2 separate regions of the Homo sapiens genome follow, and region 1 is linked to region 2. Evidence: chromatin loops called from intact Hi-C (ENCODE). Cell type or tissue: gastrocnemius medialis. All regions are shown on one strand. Each heading gives the region's core, and the rest is flanking DNA. Links, peaks and the distances in the headings are about the cores only.

Region 1 (11,314 bases), core at 2,969-7,968, 56 kb before region 2:
GTCGGGGACCCCTGTTATAAATGGAATAGGAACTTGGAGCTTCGAAGGTTGTCTCCACCCATGGTGTGGATTGTGGACTGGGAAATTCCCTGAGAGAGGCAGGAAGACCAGAGAGAGGACCCGGGGATTCCACAGGGATGGAGAGAAATGGATGAACAAAGATAGATGGAACACACAGAACTGATGGGCCTCTATTTGACTAAATACAGGGGGATGTGCAGTGGAGCACTGAAAAATGACAGCCGAGGCCAGCGCGGTGGCTCAGGCCTGTTATCCTAGCACTAGGGGAGGCCAAGGCGGATGGATCACTCGAGGTCAGAAGTTTGAGACTAGCCTGGCCAATATGGTGAAACCCCGTCACTACTGAAAATACAAAAATTAGCTGGGTGTGGTGGTGGGTGCCTGTAATCCCAGCTACTGGGGAGGCTGAGGCAGGAGAATCGATTGAACCTAGGAGGAGGAGATTGCAGTGAGCCGAAGATTGCGCCATTGCACTCTTGCCTGGGCGACAGAGTGAAACTCCGCCTCAAAAAAAAAAAAAAAAAAAAAAAAAGACAGCCAAGTCTCTTGCCTTGGGCACCTACATAATCGTGGCGCCAGGCACAGGCACCCAGGGCACAGGAGAGGGGGCAGGCTTGAGAAAGAGCAGGGAGAGAGGCATCTGAGAATATAATTAAAGCCCTAGATAGGACAAGAACACTTACATGCATTCATACACCAGCCACTGTGTTCTAGGTGGATTAAACCACTTAATCGTTGCAGCAACCCTATGTGGGAGGTGCCAGGCTACATTCATCAAACAGAAAAGAACACTGAGGCAGGAAATGCTTAAGTTGCCAAAGAGGTCTCAGAACACACGTGTGTCGGCACAGCCAGTTACAAAGCCAAAACCTTTGCATGTGCTCCCTGCATGGACGTGTCAACCCAGGCACAGTTTTTAGTTAGCTGTTTGCCCATGGATGTCACCAACTGATTAGGCTCAACCCAGGCCTGGACGGAGAGTCAGGAGGCCTGTTCTCTGCAGGCTGCCTGGCCTTGGCAAGTCACTGCCCCTCTGCCTCAGTTTCCCATCTGTCAATAGGGAGGCTTGATGTAGAGGAATGGTTCTTACCTTTGGAATCGCCTGAGGGCTTGTGAACACACAGCTTGCTGAGCTCCACCCCCCAAGTGTCTGACCCCGTGGGTCTGGGTAGGGCCCAAGGATGTTTATTTCTACCCAGCACCCAGGTGATGCTTATGCTGCAGGTCCGGGGCCACCCCTTTGAGAACCGCTGCTGATCTTTGGGGCTCACTCAGCCTCTCGTGTTCTAGAATTCATGTTTTCTAACATTTCCAAGGATTTCATGCAGTCATTAAACATGAGGTGTAAAGGGTACAAAATATTCCAGGGCACGAAAAGGTAGGTATCATAGGTGCCTTTTTGTTTTCTTTTGGAGACAGAGTCTCACTCTGTTGCCCAGGCTGGAGTACAGTGGTGCGATCTTGGCTCACTACAACCTCTGCCTCCTGGGTTCAAGTGATTCTCATGCCCAGTCTCCTGAGGAGCTGGGCTTATAGATATGCACCACCATGCCTGGCTAATTTTTGTATTTTTATTTAAAATAAAATTTCAGGCCGGGCATGGTGGTTCACGCCTATAATCCCAGCACTCTGGGAGGCCAACACGGGCGGATCAACTGAGGTTGGGAGTTTGCGACCAGCCTGACCAACATGGAGATACCCTGTTTCAGCTAAAAATACAAAATTAGCCGGGTGTGGTGGTGCATGCCTGTCATTCCAGCTATTTGGGAGGCTGAGGCAGAAGAATCGCTTGAACCCAGGAGGCAGAGGTTGTGGTGAGCCGAGATCGCGCCATTACACTCCAGCCTGGGCAACAAGAGTGAAACTCCTTCTCAAAAAAAAAAAAAAATTAAAATTAAATGCATTGAAAGTAATGGCAAAAACCGCGATTATTTTTGCACCAACCAAATAATAAAGACAGTGTTTCACCATACCAGGTTGGCCAGGCTGGGGTGCCTGGTTTTTTTTTATTTATTTATTTTTGAGACAGGGTCTCACTCTTGCCAAGGCCAGAGTGCAGTGGCACGATCTCAGCTCACTGCAACCTCTGCCTCCGGGGTTCAAGCAATTCTACTACCTCATCCTCCTGAGTAGCTGGGACTACAGGTGCATGCCACCACCCCTGGCTAATTTGTGTATTTTTAGTAGAGAGGGATTTCGCCATGTTAGCCAGGCTGGTCTCAAACTCCTGGCTTCAAGTGATCCACCCTCTTTGGCCTCCGAAAGTGCTGGGACCACAGGCGTGAGCCACCGCACCTGGCCGTGGGGTGTCTTTTTAAAAAATAAAATATGTACAGATGAACAGTCAAATTGAGAAAAAAAATAAAAATGTAATAGTATACATTTGCTTTTTGAAAAACTGTTTACAAATATAGTAATCTATCAATTGATCTACCTATGTTTTAAAAAGTTAAAGGAAATAGACCCAAATATTAATAGTGGTTAAGAGATTTCAAAATACAGCTGATTTTATTTCCTTCCATGTTCTCATTTGCACTCCTAATTAATTTATATATAATTTAATATACATACAGCTATATATATATACAGATTGATAGCTATAGATTGTGCCTTACCTTTGTAACCAGGAAAATATATACATAAAAGCTATTTTTTTTTTGTTTCAAAAGACTCCCAAGGCAATTGCTCAGTTGAAAAGCTTCAATCTGATGTTCTCACGAAAATCACTCACAGTTGTCCTCTCCTTATGAACAATTCCAGTCCATCTAGCAGATGAAAATGCCTGCAGGCCTGAGCTGACTCAGCTGTTCTTAAAACTGAGCGAGCACCACTCTGGGGACCCGGGAGTCCAGAACCAGGAACTGCCCTTTAGAGTCGAAATGGTACCAGGAAAGTGGCAACTCAAAAGAGGAGGAAAAAGAGATATAAAAGATTAAGCGAAACACAGAGCCTCTAAAGGATAGAAGGTCCTACTCCTATAGGCTCTGCAGGAGCTCACACCTGTGAGTTCCTGAGAGAAAATCACATCAGACTCTGCAATCCCCTGCAAGTGTGCGTGGTGGATGTGCATGCGTGGGAGCTCATGCACGCCCCTCTAAGCATTTTGAAACTAATTTAGAATGCATACATTTGCACAAATACATCATGCATCTGAGACAGGCAGCAGTTTGCAGATTAATCCCATTGTCTATGTACCCACTGGGGCATTCCAATGCTTTTTTCCTGGGAACAGTGAGACTGACTCTCCTCCCTTTGCAAACGGAGTTATAATGTGTAAAAGAATACCTAGATTTTCACAGAAAATGTGTCCCCTCTCTGTACTGTTTTCCAGACTTTCCAAAAGTAATTTACAATTAGTATTACTTATATCATCAGGAAAAAATAGTGTCCATCTAAACACAAGGAAGAAGCCAGGTGCAGTGGCTCACCCCTGTAATCCTAGCACTTTCGGAGGCCGAGGTGGGTGGATCACTTGAGGCTAGGAGTTCGAGACCAGCCTGGCCAACATGCTGAAACCCCGTCTCTACTAAAAACACACAGATTAGCCGGGCTTGGTGGTGGGTGCCTGTAATCTCAGCTACTCGGGAGGCTGTGGTGGGAGGATCGTTTGAACCCAGGAGGCAGAGGTTGCAGTGGGCCGAGATCAAGCCACTGGACTCCAGCCCGGGCGACAGAGCGAGACTCCGCCTCAAAAAAAAAAAAAATAATAAAATAAATAGAAGAAAGAGCCCAGTGTTTATCAGAATGCTCACCTGTCACTTTGGCCCTCACAGGCTCCAGCTGTTCTTTCCTATTCCTGCCAAATATTATATCCATTGCTCAGGGTGCCGAGGGAGATCGATTTTAACAGCAAACAGGTGCTCCTCTGTGTTCACAGGAGATGCTGCTCCCTCCTCCTGCGTTTCCTTCCTGCTCTCCTGCTCCTTCCCTCCTTCACATCTCTGTCTCTCCTGATGCCGTTTCTGCCTTTGCTTTTTCCTTTTTGGCTGGCTCTCACTTGTCCCTCTCCAAGAGCCCTGGATCTCTTTACATTCACAAGGGAAGCTGCGCTGGCGTTACTTATAAGATGTTTGGTTAAAGGTTAATTTCCAAGCCATGTGTCATAGCTAATCTTTAATCCTCTTATTGTTCCCTCAGCTTTCCCTCTCCAGTTTCACTTTTGACTTAACCAAAAAAAAAAAAAAGCTTGCTTCAGACTAGGTTCTAAATAAGCAGAGAGAATTCCGTGCCTGCTGTTATGTTGCCCGACGTAATCCAAGAGCTGGAGTTGTTTATGATCAGAACAAGAAGAGATGCTGGGAATCAGAGGTGCTGGGAATTAGGAGAAACTTGAGCTAAGCTCTGTGATCACTGAATGTCTGCTGCACAGCAGGGAACCCCTTCAGCAGAGACGGGAAAGGTTTTACATTTTGTTTTGTTTTTAGTAAAGGCCCCGATGCTCCCCTCTAATAATCATACATAAAGAGCCACTTAATTCATTATTTTCTTTTTGGAAGAAGGAGACATAAAATGTTTCATGTACCTATTTAAAAAATAACGAACGGGAACCAAAGGCTTTTCTCAGAAACTATAAAGAATAGTAAAAAAGACGGGCCAGGAGTGGTGGCTCATGCCTGTAATCCCAGAACTTTGGGAGGCCATGGTTGGCGGGTCACTTGAGGTCAGGAGTTCGAGACCAGCCTGGCCAACACGGCGAAATCCTGTCTCTACTAAAAATACAAAAATTATCCAGGCGTGGTGGAAGACGCCTGCAATCCCAGATGCTAAGGAGGCTGAGGCAGGAAAATCGCTTGAACCTGTGAGGCAGACATTGCAGTAAGCTGAGATGGCACCACTGCACTCCAGCCTCGGCCACAGAGTGAGACTCTGTCTCAAAAAATAAATAAGTAAACAGAATAGTTAAAAAGAAACTTCAACTTCCTGGCCTATCAAGAGGGCAAAACAATGCCTGAATTTGATCTGAGCTTCCCTATTATTCGTGTATCTTCGTGTGTTGCCATTGCCTGAAATTCGTATTCAACTTGCTATATGCACTGATTGAAGTTAATGAACTCATCTTAACGTATTTTGCTTAAAGAAAGAACCAGTCATTTGCTCTGTGGGTAGAGTAAGAAAAGGCAGTGGCACTGGCCTTTATGCAACCCAGCTGAGAATAATGATGGTCCGGTCTGGGCTGAGAGCACATGCCAGCACCTTGGGCCGTTCATTCCTGACAGCTGTGTGGTCTGGCTGTGCTTCCGCCCTGGCACACATTGGAATCACCTGATTGGCAGTACTAAATGTATCAGTGCTGGGCCTCACTCCAGACCCACTGACGCAGAATCTCTGAAGGTGGATCTCAGCCATCAGTTTTTTTTTTTTATGTTGGCCGGGTGTAGTGGCTCACACCTGTAATCCTAGCACTTTCGGAGGCCAAGGCGGGAGGATCACTTGAGCCCAGGAATTAAGACCAGCCTAGGCAACATATTGAGGCTCCGTCTCTACCAAAAAAAATTAGCTGGGCATGGTGGTGCGTGCCTGTAGTCCCAACTACTTGGGAGGCTGAGGTGGGAGGATCACTTGAGTCTGGGAGGTTGAGGCTGCAGTGAACTGTGATAGCAGCACTGGACTCCAGCCTGGGCAACAAAGCAAGCCCTTATCTCAAAAATAAAACATACGGAGGCAGAGGCGGGCGGATCACGAGGTCAGGAGATCAAGACCATCCTGGCTAACACCGTGAAACCCCGTCTCTACTAAAAATACAAAAAATTAGCCGGGCGTGGTGGCAGGTGCCTGTAGTCCCAGCTACTCGGGAGCCTGAGGCAGGAGAATGGCGTGAACCCAGGAGGCAGAGCTTGCAGTGAGCCGAGATCGCGCCACTGCACTCTAGCCTGGGCGACAGAGCAAGACTCCGTCTCAAAATAATAATAATAATTAAAAAAATAATAAAAAGTACCTACATGTGTGCAGCAGGAGTTGAGAAGACCTGACCCAGAGGAAAGATGCTACATGCCTGAGTTGAAACTAAATTTAAATTATAGCTGATTGGCTAGGCATGGTGGCTCATGCTTATAATCCCATCACTTTGGGAGGCCAAGGCAGGCAGATCACCTGAGGTCAGGAGTTCAAGACCTACCTGGCCAACATGGTGAAACCTCGTTTCTACTAAAAATACAATACAAAAATTAGCTGGGCATGGTGATGGGCACCTGTAATCCCAGCTACTCAAGAGGCTGAGGCAGGAGAATCACTTGAAACCAGGAGGTGGAGGTTGCAGTGAGCCAAGATGGTGCCACTGTACTCCAGCGTGGGTGACAGAGTGAGACTCCAACTCAGAAAAAAAAAAATTGCAGCTCATCCTTTTATATTTTTTGAGATGGAGTCTCGTTCTGTCACCCAGGCTGGAGTGCAGTGGCGTGATCTTGGCTCACTGCAGTCTCTGCCTTCCGGGTTCAAGCGATTCTTCTGCCTTATCCTCCCAAGCAGCTGGGATTACAGGTGCCTGCCACCATCCCCAGCTAATTTTTGTATTTTTAGTAGAGATGGGGTTTCACCATATTGGCCGGGCTGCTCTGAAACCCCTGACCTCAAGTGATCCACCCGCCTTGGCCTCCCAAAGTGCTGGGGTTAGAGGCGTGAGCCATCGCGCCTGGCCAGCTCGTCCATTTTCTGTGTGTCTGGGCCATTCTACCCTCTTTGAGCCTCCTTTTTTTCAACTATAAAGTGAGGCATAACGATATTAGCACCTCAAGCCTATTGTATAGGGTCTAGCAAAAGCACCTGGTCTCAGACAGTTACCAAACAATGCCTTTACCTTTTCCTCCCATTCTCTTAGAGGGCATTTCCCTATGAACCACCTTTCCAGTAAGACCTCCAATAACTTGCCAGTTTATCCCGCTGTGTGGTCTAAACACGTGTATCCATGTCAGAGTTCTTTATTCCTAGCTTGTGGAAGCTGCGTTCTTGTGAGGATTACATGGGAATGTCTGGCATACTCTAAGGGCTCTGGGAAAAAAACGACACCACCACGGTGCAAGAAAGAGCTCAGGGCTTAGAGGTCAGAAGACCTGGGTTTGGACCTCAGCTCTGAGATTCAGCAACCCTGCAGCTTTTGTCACGTGACTTCTCTGAACCTCACTTCACTCGGCAAAATGGGGGTGGCAGTATCTGTGTCACAGGGCTTGTTGGAAGGGTTACAACAAAACCATATGAGTGAAGACATGCCAGGTGCGGTGGCTCAAGCCTGTAATCCCAGCACTTTGGGAGGCCGAGGCGGGCAGATCACTTGAGGTCAGGAGTTCGAGACCAGCCTGGCAAATATGGTAAAACCCCGTCTCTACTAAAAATACAAAAATTAGCCTGGTATAGTGGTGTGCACCTGTAATCCCAGCTTCTTGGGAGGCTGAGGCAGGAGAATTGCTTGAACCTGGCAGGTGAAGGTTGCAGTGAGCTGAGATTCTACCACTGCACTCCAGCCTGGGCAACAGAGCAAGAATCTGTCTCAAAAAAAAAATAATAATTTATATATATATATATATATATATTTATATATATATATATATATATATATATATATATATATATATATGAGTCAAAACATGACTGTGATCTCCCTTCTTGTCAATCTTTGCATATTCAGAAAAGCAACTGAGCAGTTTACCTGCACTGGCTCACCCTGGCCTTACACAGTCCTATGAGATGTGTGTTCCTACCACCATTCTCAAGGTCAGAGAGTACAGGGAAGATAACTTGCTTGCCCTCGGTCTCAAAGTGAGGAGCAGCTCAAATTAGGAGGCACAGCCAGGCAGCCCGACTTCAAAGTACTTACTCTGACAATTCTACACAGCTCCAACGCACGATGGGTGTCTGCTGGATTTTTACTGAATGAAGTAATGGGTGGATGGGCCCTGAGAGGACCAGTCTTGGGTCTTGGGTTGGTGTCACTGCATTCTTATATCAGAGAAAGGGCAAGCTCTCTTATCCAGGTTCCAACTGCACCCAAGGGACAGTTAGATAGTAAGATAAAGGTTTTTGAAAATACAAATGGAGTCCGGGCACGGTGGCTCACACCTGTAATCCCAGCACTTTGGGAGGATGAGGCTGAGGCTGATGGAACACTTGAGGTCAGAAGTCTGAGACCAGCCTGGGCAACACAGCGAGACCTTGCCTCTATGAAAAATAGAAAAATTAGCTGGCAGTGGTGGTGGTGGCAAACACCTGTGGTCCCAGCTACTTGGGAGGCTGAAGTGGGAGGATCGCCTGAGCTCAGGGAGTTTGAGGCTGCAGTGAGCCATGTTTGCACCACTTCACTTCAGCCTGGACGACAGAGACCCTATCTCAAAACAAACAAACACACACCACATACAAAAATACCCCCACAAAAAAAACTAATGGTGGTAATAAATTAAGCCTAACAATAGATATCTGTGTAAGTTTGCTAGGGCTGCCATAGCAAATGCCACAGACTGGGTGGCTTAAACAACAGAATTTTTTTTTCTCACAGTTCTAGGGGCTAGGAGTCTGAGATCAAGGTATCAGGTTTTGGCTGGGCATGGTGGCTCATGCCTGTAATCCCAGCACTTTGGGAGGCCTCGATGAGCGGATTGCCCCAGGTCAGGAGTTCAAGACCAGCCTGGCCAACATCGTGAAACCCCGTCTTTACTAAACATACAAAATTAGCCAGGCATCGTGGCACATGCCAGTAATCTCAGCTACTGGGGAGGCTGAGGCAGGAGAATTGCTTGAAGTGGCAAGGCAGAGGTTGCAGTGAGCTGAGATCCCACCACTCCAGCCAGGTGTGTTTGACACTGCAGTGAGCTATGATTGCACCCCTGCACTCCAGCCTGGGCAACAGAGTAAGACTCCGTCTCAAAAAAGCGAAACCAAACAAACAAAAAACCAAACAAACAAACAAACAAAAAAAACAAGGTATCAGGTTGTTTGGGAGATGAAGGTAGCAGGTGTGATTTCTTGCTGTGTCTTCATATCATCTTTCTCTGTGCGCACATCCTTGGTGTCTCTTGGTGTGTCTGAATTTCCTCTTCTTTCATTTTTAAATTTTATTTATTTATTTAAGAGACATGGTCTCACTCTGTTGCCCAGACTGGAGTGCAGTGGTGCAATCATAGCTCACTACAGTCTCAAACACCTGGGCTCAAGCCATCCTCCTGCCTCAGCCTCCTGAGTAGCTAGGACTGCAGGCACAAGCTGCTGTGCCCAATCAAATTTCCTCTTCTTGTAATGAGACCAATTATATTGGATCAGGGGCCAACCTAATGGACTCATTTTAATTTAATCACCTTTTTAACGACCCTATCTCCAAATACAGTCACATTCTGCCGTATGGGGTGTTAGGGCTTCAACGTATGAATTTTACAGAACACAATTCAGCCCGTAACAATATCATTAAGTCACAATGTGTAAGGGAAGACACTTTTGCTGCAGGTAGCAGAACATCTGCTGAAACTCCAAAGATGTGCATTTATTGCAGACATCAAGCCATCGAGAGGTGGCATGCTGGTTGACGCGGAAGCTCGCCTAGCAAGGGCTTCCACACTTCTAGCCTCAGAAGGTTGTCTTCTCACTGTTGGCTTGTTCAGTTCTGGTTATGAATGATTGCCGTTGCCTGGGAAATCATGGCCTCACATAGAGATGTGGAAAAGCAGGAAGATAAGGCAGGGACAGAAGAGGAGTTTTCTTTGTAGACCTCTCATTTTATGCTGGAGGGAAATCTTTCCCAGAATCCTCTGAGCAGATTTTCTCTTGTGCCTCATTGGCTGAATAGAACTGTGTCACATGACCACCCCTAACCAATCCTCAACAAAGAGGAACAGGAGCGCTTTAATTTCCTCAGACAAACTTTAATTTAATTTCCTCCCAGTCACCCCTGGAGTGGCATCATTGCCACCTGGATCTTGTCAGAATTCCATTATCAAGGAAAAAGGAGGGAATGGCCTAGGATAGGCAACTGACAGTGTCCGCTGCAGGCAGTGCATTCAACACCTTTTTTTTTTTTTTTTGAGACAGGGTCTCACTCTGTCACCCAGGCTGGAGTGCAATGGTGCAGTCTCAGCTCACTGCAGCCTCAACCTCCTATGTTCAAGTGATCCTCCCACCTCAGCCTCTTGAATAGCTGGGACAATAGGCCTGTGCCACCACTCTAGGCTAATTTTTTTGTATTTTGTGGAAATGGTGTTTTGCCATATTGCCCAGGCAATTGGGCAAGTGGTCCCAAACTCCTGAGCTCAAGCGATCCACCTGCCTTGGCCTCCCAAAGTGTTGAGATTACAGGCATGAGCCACCGACCCTGGCCCATTCAACACATATTGATTGAGCACCTACTATGTGCTGGAAATGTAGCAGTGAACAAAACAAATCTGTGCCTTTTTGGACCTGACACCTACTACACGCCAAACTCTGAGGGAATAGAGGTGATTAATGACACCCAGTCTCTGCCTTTTTTGGCCCTCATGATGTTCTTTTTGTTTGGAGGCTGAGGCTGGACATATATTTCCCAAAGGGGAAGGTGTCTCACAGTGGTTTGCAGAACTGCCTTCATGTTGAAAACCCATCGACATGAAGCAGCAGCTGCTCTTCCCCTCAAAAGCTCTGGCATTGCTCTGAACCCATGGAGGCCTGACCCCTGTGTTCTGTTGTTTTCACTAATGTGGGGAGAATGGGATGAGGGGTTGGTTCCAGTAGAAGCTGTCTCCTGGCCTGCTCTCCTCCAGCCTCTGATCTGAATGCTTGCACGTGCTGGTTACTGGGCTAAGTGTTCTAGCAGCAGTCTTTCTTTTAATCCCTCCACATCCTTGCAAGGATGTCAGTAGCAATCTTAATTTTATAGTCTCAGCGATGTGGAGTAACTTGAGGTAGGTCAACAGCCGATCAGTACATGTTCTTCCCCACAAAACTGTAATGCTTCCCACCTTTCAGAGCTGCTGGCTGGGGAAGAGCTAGGAGAGCAAAGGTGAGTGTTTCACAGACAATTTGTATAATGCATTCACTGCCTTAAAACGGGACTGAAAACTGGCCAGTGCATAAGAGAACAGGGGCAATGGCAATGTAGAGAGAAATGGCACATCTTATGTAAGAGTTTTGGTTATTTATTGCTGTGTAACATCCCACTCCAAAATGTAGTGGCTTAAAACAACAATCATCCATACGCTTTCTAAGTTCTGCAGGTTGCGTGGGCTCAGCTGGGCAGTTCTTCTGCTTTCATTGCTCAGCTTTCCTTACATGGTTGCTGGAATTGACTAGGATGACTAGGATGTTAGAGGGGCTGGGCCTTGGCCTCGCTTTCTCTCTGTGAGAT
Region 2 (8,585 bases), core at 1,238-6,237:
GGATTACAGGCACACATGCCACCGTGCGCAGCTAATTTTTGTATTTTTTGTAGAGGCAGGGTTTCACCATGTTGGATAGGCTAGTCTCAAACTCCTCACCTCAGGTGACCCACCTGCCTCGGCCTCCCAAATTGCTGGGATTACAGGAATGAGCCACCATGCCAAGCCAAGCAACCAAGAGTTCTAAGCATGTGACTTCAATATGCTCTGGTGGCTCAGTGGAGAATGACTTGGAAGAGGGCAAGAGAAGACCCAGGGAGATTGCCCAGGCTCTTGCAGGAGTCAAGGTAGGAGGTCAAGTTTGCTTGGACTATCAGCCAGTCCCTGCAGGAAGCTGATGGCTCAGCCAAACCAGGAATGAATGGAAGAGAGCTGATGAAGGGACTATTTACAGGTGAGGGCAGGTATAAGGCAATGAAGCAGGGGCGACAAGGCAGGACTACAACCAAGGGAAGCCATTATCACCCCCAGGAATGCAGAGGTAAGATTAGGCAGGACTACATACGTAGGGAGCTGTGGCCTTGGTTGGAGAAGCACAGCATCTCTCACCTGCAGCCCATCAGGGAAAAGAGCAGGGAAAGCCGTGAATAAATTCCCCAAACTCTCTCCTCTCACCCTCCAATCCTCTATCAATGGTTCCCATTGGCTGGACCCAGTTAGAAGCTGGAGGGTGTGGCAGCTTGGGTGATGCAGTGTATAGAGCTCAGTCTCCCAGGTCAGAGCCGCACGTGGGAGGAGACTGGATTGGAGAGGCAGATAGAGAATGTCCTGCACACTTGGACTAGGGCAGACATGAGGAGATAAGTAGGAAGTTCAAGAGCTGTCATCAAGTTCAGACCAAAGGGGAAACTGGGGGACCGTCCTGTGGAGGGCAGGTCTATGCAAACCTTCCCGCAAAGTTCGAGGAAGCAGAGAGGCCAGAGAAAGAAGCTGACAAATTTAGTTTCTTAGAAAGAAACATTTAATTGAGACTTGCGAACAGAAACCATGATGTCTAGGGCAGCTGCAAGACAAGATGGTGAAAGCCAGCGCCATTACCCGCCAGAACCAGGGCTTATATACCATAGGAAAGGAATGTGTAGGACAGTCGTAGGGAAAGGTAAGAATACTATGTGAATCTCTTTCAGGGCAGCACTCATAGTAAGTACATGCTCTTACACAAAGAACTGTAGAGAGAATAGAAATCTTAGAGGCATTCCTGGAATTGGGGTTAATCAGTAGTCAACGTGGCAGATTAGCATCTGAAATGGAGTTGCTTTGGCCTTCACAGAGACATTATAGAGAAGGCCAAGAGTTTGGATCCAGACACGATGGTTCACATTCTATCTGCCCACTTAGAAGTTACATCACTTAGGACAAATCACATAAGCTCTCGGGGCCTGGTTAGCTCACCTGTGATGTGGGGATGCTAATATGTCACTCATAGGGCTATTGTGAGCATTGGACAAGCTAGAGACAATGGAAGTAATGTGTGCATGGCAGGCGTGCTGTTGAACCACAGCATTAGTTTACTATTATCTGAACTAAAAAGAATCACAGAAATTATCTAGGCTATCCCCTCATTTTGCAGGTGAGGAAACTGAGGCTTAGAGAGTTTAAGTGATTCGGCTGGGCATGGTGGCTCATACCTGTAATCCCAGCACTTTGGGAGGCCGAGGCGGGCGGATCACCTGAGGTCAGGAGTTTAAGACCAGCCTGGCCAACACAGTGAAACCCTGTCTCTACTAAAAAAATACAAACGTTAGCCGGGCATGGTGGTGAGCGCCTATAATCCCAGCTACTCGGGAGGCTGAGGCAGGAGAATCTCTTGAACCAGGAGGTGGAGGTTGTAGTGAGCCGAGATCGTGCCACTGCACTCTAGCCTGGGCGATAGAGTGAGACTCAGTCTCAAAAAAAAAAAAAAAAAAAAAAAAAGTTTAAGTGATGCACACAAGGTGACCCTTCATAAGTGACAAGGACAGGATTAGAACCCAGGTCCTGTCTCAGCCTCATTCACCTTCCGTATCATTACGCTGTCAGTGAATGACATGGGAATTCAGTCAGGCCATGACTCAGTCCATCTTCACAACCAAGGCTACGTCCCAGTGTTGGTTGGGGCAGGGGCGGCTTTTATTCCATCTTTAATTTGAAAAAGGGCCATTTCCTACCCTCTCAAAGGACTTGAGAAGGACTGGACAAAAGACCAGGCCAGTGGTCACAATGCCTGTCTGAGTCCGTTTTGCATTTTTTTTTTTTTTTTTTTTTTTTTTGAGACGGAGTCTTGCTCTTTCACCCAGGCCGGAGTGCAGTGGCGCTATCTCGGCTCACTGCAAGCTCCGCCTCCCGGGTTCACGCCATTCTCCTGCCTCAGCCTCCCGAGTAGCTGGGACTACAGGCGCCTGCCACCACGCCTGGCTAATTTTTTGTATTTTTAGTAGAGACGGGGTTTCACCGTGTTAGCCAGGATGGTCTCGATCTCCTGACCTCGTGATCCACCAGCCTCGGCCTCCCAAAGTGCTGGGATTACAGGTGTGAGCCACCGCGCCCGGCCCATTTTGCATTGTTATAAAGGAATATCTGAGGCTAGGTAATTTATACAGAAAAATGGTTGGCTGGGCGCAGTGGCTCATGCCTGTAATCCCAGCACTTTGGGAGGTTGAGGCGGGTGGATCACTTGAAGCCAAGAGTTCAAGACCAGCCAGGCCAACACAGCAAAACGCTGTCTCTACTGAAAATACAAATTAGTTGGGTATGGTGGTGCCTGTCTGTAATCTCAGCTATTCAGGAGGCTGAGGCAGGAGAATTGCTTGAATCTGGGAGGCAGAGGTTGCAGTGAGCCAAGATCGCGCCACTGCACTGCAGCCTGGGCGACAGAGCGAGACTCTGTCTCAAAAAAAAAAAAAAAAAGAAAAGAAAAAGAAAAGAAAGAAGAAAAGAGATTTATTTGGCTCATGATTCTTATGGTTGGAAAATCCAAGACTGGACATCTGTATCTGATAAGGGCCTCAGGCTGCTTCCACTTACAGTGAAAGATGAAGGGGACCTGGTGTGTGCAGAGAAGGGTGGGAGGTGCCAGGCTCTTTTTTTTTTTTTTTTTTTTTGGAGATGGAGTGTTACTCTGTCACCCAGGTTGGAGTGCAGTGGTGTGATCTTGGCTCACTGCAACCTCCATCTCCCTGGTTCAAATGATTCTCCTGCCTCAGACTCCCGAGTAGCTGGGACTACAGGCACCCACCACCACATCCCACTAATTTTTGTATTTTTAGTAGAGACAGGGTTTCACCATGTTGGCCAGGCTGGTCTCAAACTCCTAACCTCACATGATCTGCCCGCCTGGGCCTCTCAAAGTGCTGGGATTACAGACGTGAGCCACTGCTCCCGGCCATCTTTTTAGCAACCAGCTCCGGTGGTGACTAATAGAGCAAGAACTCGCTCCCGAGGGAGGCATTCATCCAGTCATGAGGAATCCAACCCCATGACCCAAACACCTCCCATGAAGCCCCGCCTCCAACATTGGGGATCATATTTCAACATGAGGTTTCAGGGGACAAACATCCAGATGATAGCAATGCCTCGGGGAGCTTCCTCACTCTGTCCTCTGTCTGCCTTTCAGCTGTGAGAGGAACTGCAGGCCAGTTAATGCCAGCAAAGACATTCTGCTCAGGGTCACCATGGGGGAGGACTCTCCAGTGGCTATGTTCAGCTGGTATTTGGACAACACCCCAACAGAGCAGGTGAGCACAGTGACAACCACTCAAGAATGGAAATCTCCCTTGCGCTTTCAGCACACCCGTGTCGCATGCCCGGTACTGGGCCAGGGTTGGGTCAATTCCATTCAGAGCCTGTGGTGTGGGACTCAGGGTATTGGGCTGGGGAGAAAATCAGGGAATTGACAGCAGGGCAAATGGGCACAAAGGAGCATAAGCTCTGGAGAAACTTTGCAGCGGGTGCTCTTGGCATCTCAGCAAAAGTCCTGCTTCCCAGGCGGACGATCCTAACTCCAGCTTTTGTGGCCTGACCATTGGCCAACGACTGATGGGTGGAGGGTCTAATAGCCCAGCTTCTCTGTCCCCAGGTAGGGTGATTTCAGTTGTGCAACTTACACTTCAGGGCTCTCCGTGTGACCAGGCAGAGGCTGGATGCCTCCAGTAACTGTTTTTTGCCTTGTTTTGTTCTCTGCTGTTTCCCTCTCTGCACTGCTTTTCCCTGTGAATCCTCCTTCCATCAATAACCTGCACACAAGGCTGGATATGGTGGCTCAAGCCTTTAATCCCAACACTTTGGGAGGCCGAGGCAGGCAGATCACCTGAGGTCAGGGGTTTGAGACCAGCCTGGCCAACATGGTGAAACCCCGTCTCTACTAAAAATACGAAAACATTAGCGGGGTATGGTGATGCGTGCCTATAATTCTATCTACTTGGGAGGCCGAGGCAGGAGAATGACTTGAACCTGGGAGGCAGAGGTTGCAGTGCACAGAGATCATACACTGCACTCTAGCCTGGGCAGCAGAGTGAGACTCCGTCTCAAAAATATTTTCTTTTTAATTTTTTTTTTTTTTTGAGACAGAGTCTCACTCTGTCACCCAGGCTGGAGTACAATGACACAATCTCAGCTCACTGCAACCTCTGCCTCCTGGGTTCAAGCAATTCTCCTGCCTCAGCCTCCCAAGTAGCCAGGATTACAGGCACATAACACCATGCCCGGCTGATTTTCGTATTTTTAGTAGAGACAGAGTTTCCCCATGTTGGCCAGGCTGGTCTTGAACTCCTGAGCTCAGATGATCCACCCACCTCAGCCTCCCAAAGTGCTGGGATTAGAGGTGTGAGCCACTGTGCCTGGCTCAAAAATAAACAAATAAATAACCTGCACACAAATCCCCATCTCAGGCTCTGCTTCCGGGGAGCCCAATCTAAGACAGACACCGCAGTGAGGCTGGAAAGTGTATATTCCAGGTGACTTCTTGGGGAGCTGGGGCTGCCTGTCCTCCGTTCATCAGTAATAAATCTGAAAGGCTGTCTAGCACCCAGAAGCCACTGTCCTGCTGCAGTCCTGTGGCCTGGCTGTAGCGTCAGCAGCCCTGGGCCATCCTGTCTTTCAGGCTGAGCCCCTCCTGGATGCCTGCAGACTCAGAGGATTTTGGCCAAGGTCCTTAACCCTCCTCCAGAGCAACACCTCCACGTTGCTGTTGAACAGCTCGTTTCTGCAGTCCCGGGGAGAGGTCATCCGAATCAGAGCCACAGGTGCGAAACCTCCCTTTTATCTCCTCTCAGGGAACCCAGATAAACCCAGAAACACTCAGATATTGGGTGTCAGTTTATTTTTCTTTTAAATATTGAAATAGAGAGATGTGATCTCACTATGTTGCCCAGTCTGGTCCTGAACTCCTGGAGCCAAACGATCCTCCTGTCCCAGCCTCCTGAAGTGCTGGGATGGCAGCTGTGAGTCACCATACCCAGCCAGGGCATCAGCTTAGTGCAGAGGCCACAGCGCAGGCTCTGGTGTAAATCGCACCACTTCCGCTTTCTACGTGGGAGACTCTAGGCAGAGGATTTCGCCTCTCTATGCCTCAGTTTCCTGACATATAAACTGGGATAATCGAAATGCCTGCCTCAGAATGGTTATTTTGCAGGATGAATGAGATAACCCCAGTGTTACAAGCAGGTCATTCTGGGGTCGTGCAACCTGTACACCCTGCCAGGATTGTTCAGGGCTTCTCGTTTAAAACAAGCCCTGTGTGAGAAACATAGATTCTCAAACACACAAACAATGGAGGTGATGATTCTTTTTAGGAAGGATTGCTTTGCTTCCATTTTTCCCGAAGTGGCCCACAGACCATGCACATCAGGATAAACAAGGAATTAGTTAAACATGCACACTCTTGGGTCCACCCCAAACTTTCCGAATTGGGTCTAGGCCAAGGAATGAGTTTTTATGGGTTCAAATTCTCTTTATGCCCAGCTCTTCCAGGCATGCGCTCTCTGAAAATGTAGGTGGCTACTCCAGGTGATGTGGGATGTGACTGCAGGTCCACTCGTGGCTCTTAACAGTGATCTCGGCGCCTGGGAAGAGTGTGGGCTTCGGGGTGGGCTCAGCCTGTTTCCGGATCCTGGTTCTGGTCTTTCCTGGCTCTGTGATCTTGAGCATTTTCCCAGCATACTCCCACCTCACAAGATCTTTGTGCGGAAGCTATTATCATCAGCCTCATTCTACAGATGAGGAACTGACTCTCAAAAAGGTCAAGTTCTCAGCCCGGGTCCAGTGGCTTATGCCTGTAATCCCAGCACTTTGGGAGGCTGAGGCGGGAGGATCCCTTGAGGCCAGGAGTTCAAGACCAGCCCTGGCAACAGAGCGAGACCCTGTCTCTACAAAAATTAGAAAATTAGCCAGCCGTAATGGTGTACTCCTGTGGTTCTAGCTGACTCGAGAGGCCAAGGCAGTGGAATCACTTAAGTGTAGGAGTTCAAGGCTATAGTAAGTTATGATTGCACCACTGGACTCTAGCCTAGGTGACAGTGCAAGACCCTATCTCTAAAAAGAAAAAAAATTAGGAAAACAAAATTGGAAAAGAAAAGGTCAAGTCTGAGGTCACTCGGTTAACAAATGGCAGAACTAAAATTCAAGCTCAGGTCTGTCTAATTATCTTCCCCTATCTCTGCCCAGTTTCTCAAAGTGAGGCCCTGGGATCCCTTGCATCAGGGGGAGTTGTTTTGGGGTTTCATTGTTTAATTGTTAGATATGTACATTTCTGGGCTCTTCCCAGATCCAGAGATGTCTGAAGTTCTGGGTTTGAAGTAGAGCCCAAGAATCTTTGTGTTTAATGAGCTCAGGGGGCAATCTAACAGCAGGATGGAGTTTGTGGGCCCCACGTGGCCCCCTGAACATGATCTCTCTTTACTCCCAGCACTGACCAGGCATGCCTATGGGGAGGACACCTATGTGATCAGCACTGTGCCTCCCCGTGAGGTGCCTGCCTGCACTATTGCCCCAGAGGAGGGCACCGTTCTGACGAGCTTTGCCATCTTCTGCAACGCCTCCACAGCCCTGGGACCCCTGGAGTTCTGCTTCTGTCTGGAATCAGGTACCGGCTGAAGACTCTGCTCTTCCCTCAGCTCCTGGGCTCATCTTCTTGCAGAACAGGGGCCTGTTCTCTCTGGGAGCTGCAAAGAATATGTTCCGTGTGCGAGAGAGGTTGGTAGGATGAGGGCTCCCCTAAACCTCAACCCCTAGCCTCAAGACACTGACTCAGCCATCAGTCCACAGAGACATGAGAAGAAGGTCTCATCAATAGCTCTTCCACAACTGGAAGCCAAAATCCATTGCCCTGGCGTGGGGGACAGTGATGGAGTGAAATGAACGAGGATACCCAAAAGTATGACCATGTGGGGCCACCACCAAGACACCATCCCCCAACCCCTGCTCACCACACACACACACACACACACACACACACACACACACACACACACACACACACACACACACACACACTTGTAGTAGCTGGGACTCCCAGAAGCCTGGAGCTATTCAGGAAGACAGAGATGGGTCTGGTTAACAGAATCTTCAACAATTTCATTGACGCTGCTTTGCAAGCAGCCCCAGGGAATGGGTGATAATTGCAGGACTAGCTGAACTGAAAGAACATTTTTGCAAAGGTGTACAGGTGACAAACATGGAAGACCCCATCCACAATGCATAAAACCCTACACAGTCTCCCTGCTTTCACCCTAACCACTCACACCCCAGGACAGCCACAGGGCATTAGCAGGAGAGATGAGGGAGCCACTCACATTGCATTTATTCTTCCATTTGGAGAGTGATTGGTCCTTGGAGGGCTCATCTGAGCCCTGATCTCCACCCACTGGGCTTTGGCTTCTTCTTTTTTTTTTTTTTTTTTTGAGACAGAGTTTTGCCTTGTTGCCAAGGCTGGAGTGTGGTGGCACGATCTCGGCCCACTGCAACCTCAGCCTCCCGGGTTCAAGCGATTCTCTTGCCTCAGCTTCCCGAGTAGCTGAGATTACAGGTGCCCGCCACCACACCCGGCTAATTTTTGTATTTTTAGTAGAGATGGGGTTTCACTATGTTAGCCCGGCTAGTCTCAAACTCCTGACCTCAGGTGATCTGCCTGCCTCGGCCTCCCAAAGTGCTGGGATTACAGATGTAAGCCACACGCCCGGGAGAGCTTTGTCATTCTGTGCTCTGAAAATGCTCTAATCAGATTGTAAATTTCCACCAAAGTCAGCCACCAGTAGTGTTGCCAGGATGGTCCCCCAAATCCAGCATCAAACATCACAACGGCATAAACACTACACCTTGATTAGGGAAAGTGCACGTCAGCTATTGTAATACCTAAGAGAGTGTAGTTTTCACGAGCGCCCTGTCTAATAGATGTGGAAATGCATCACCGTTAAGAGGGCTGTGAATGGGGCTGAGTCTGAAAGGAAAAAGTTCAAGCAAGGTAAGTGGATGTTATTTCAAACTGCGTCCCGCCAGAGGGAAAGGCCAGGACAGCTGCCCTAATTCCAATAGGCTATTCCTCTTTAGTACCTCTCCCCCATCATCCAAGTGAGCACGGAGGCAGGAAAGTGTGGCTACATAAAAACGAGTCC

Evidence for each region. A loop is a pair of places that touch in the nucleus more often than their neighbours do. Peaks named below come from ENCODE experiments on the same cell type or tissue, not always from the same donor. Only the 100,000 strongest peaks of a DNase experiment are listed, where the experiment ranks them.
Region 1: it touches region 2 in a loop (18-fold over the local background); 2 of 110 quality-filtered maps call a loop at or near these places.

What each region holds. Positions count from the first base shown.
Region 1 is chr16:81,231,432-81,242,745 of GRCh38, reverse strand. BCO1 (beta-carotene oxygenase 1) reads right to left here and starts at 4,057. Exons shown (of 11, transcript NM_017429.3): 1 at 3,774-4,057. The coding sequence starts at 3,837. In gastrocnemius medialis, for the core only: no CTCF peak of the experiment used is centred there; a DNase peak (open chromatin) is centred at 5,265; H3K4me3 peaks cover 766 bases; H3K27ac peaks cover 2,016 bases.
Region 2 is chr16:81,176,279-81,184,863 of GRCh38, reverse strand. It overlaps the pseudogene PKD1L2. Among named protein-coding and RNA genes, the nearest start is that of BCO1, 58 kb to the left of the region's middle. In gastrocnemius medialis, for the core only: no CTCF peak of the experiment used is centred there; a DNase peak (open chromatin) is centred at 3,463; H3K4me3 peaks cover 546 bases; H3K27ac peaks cover 2,343 bases.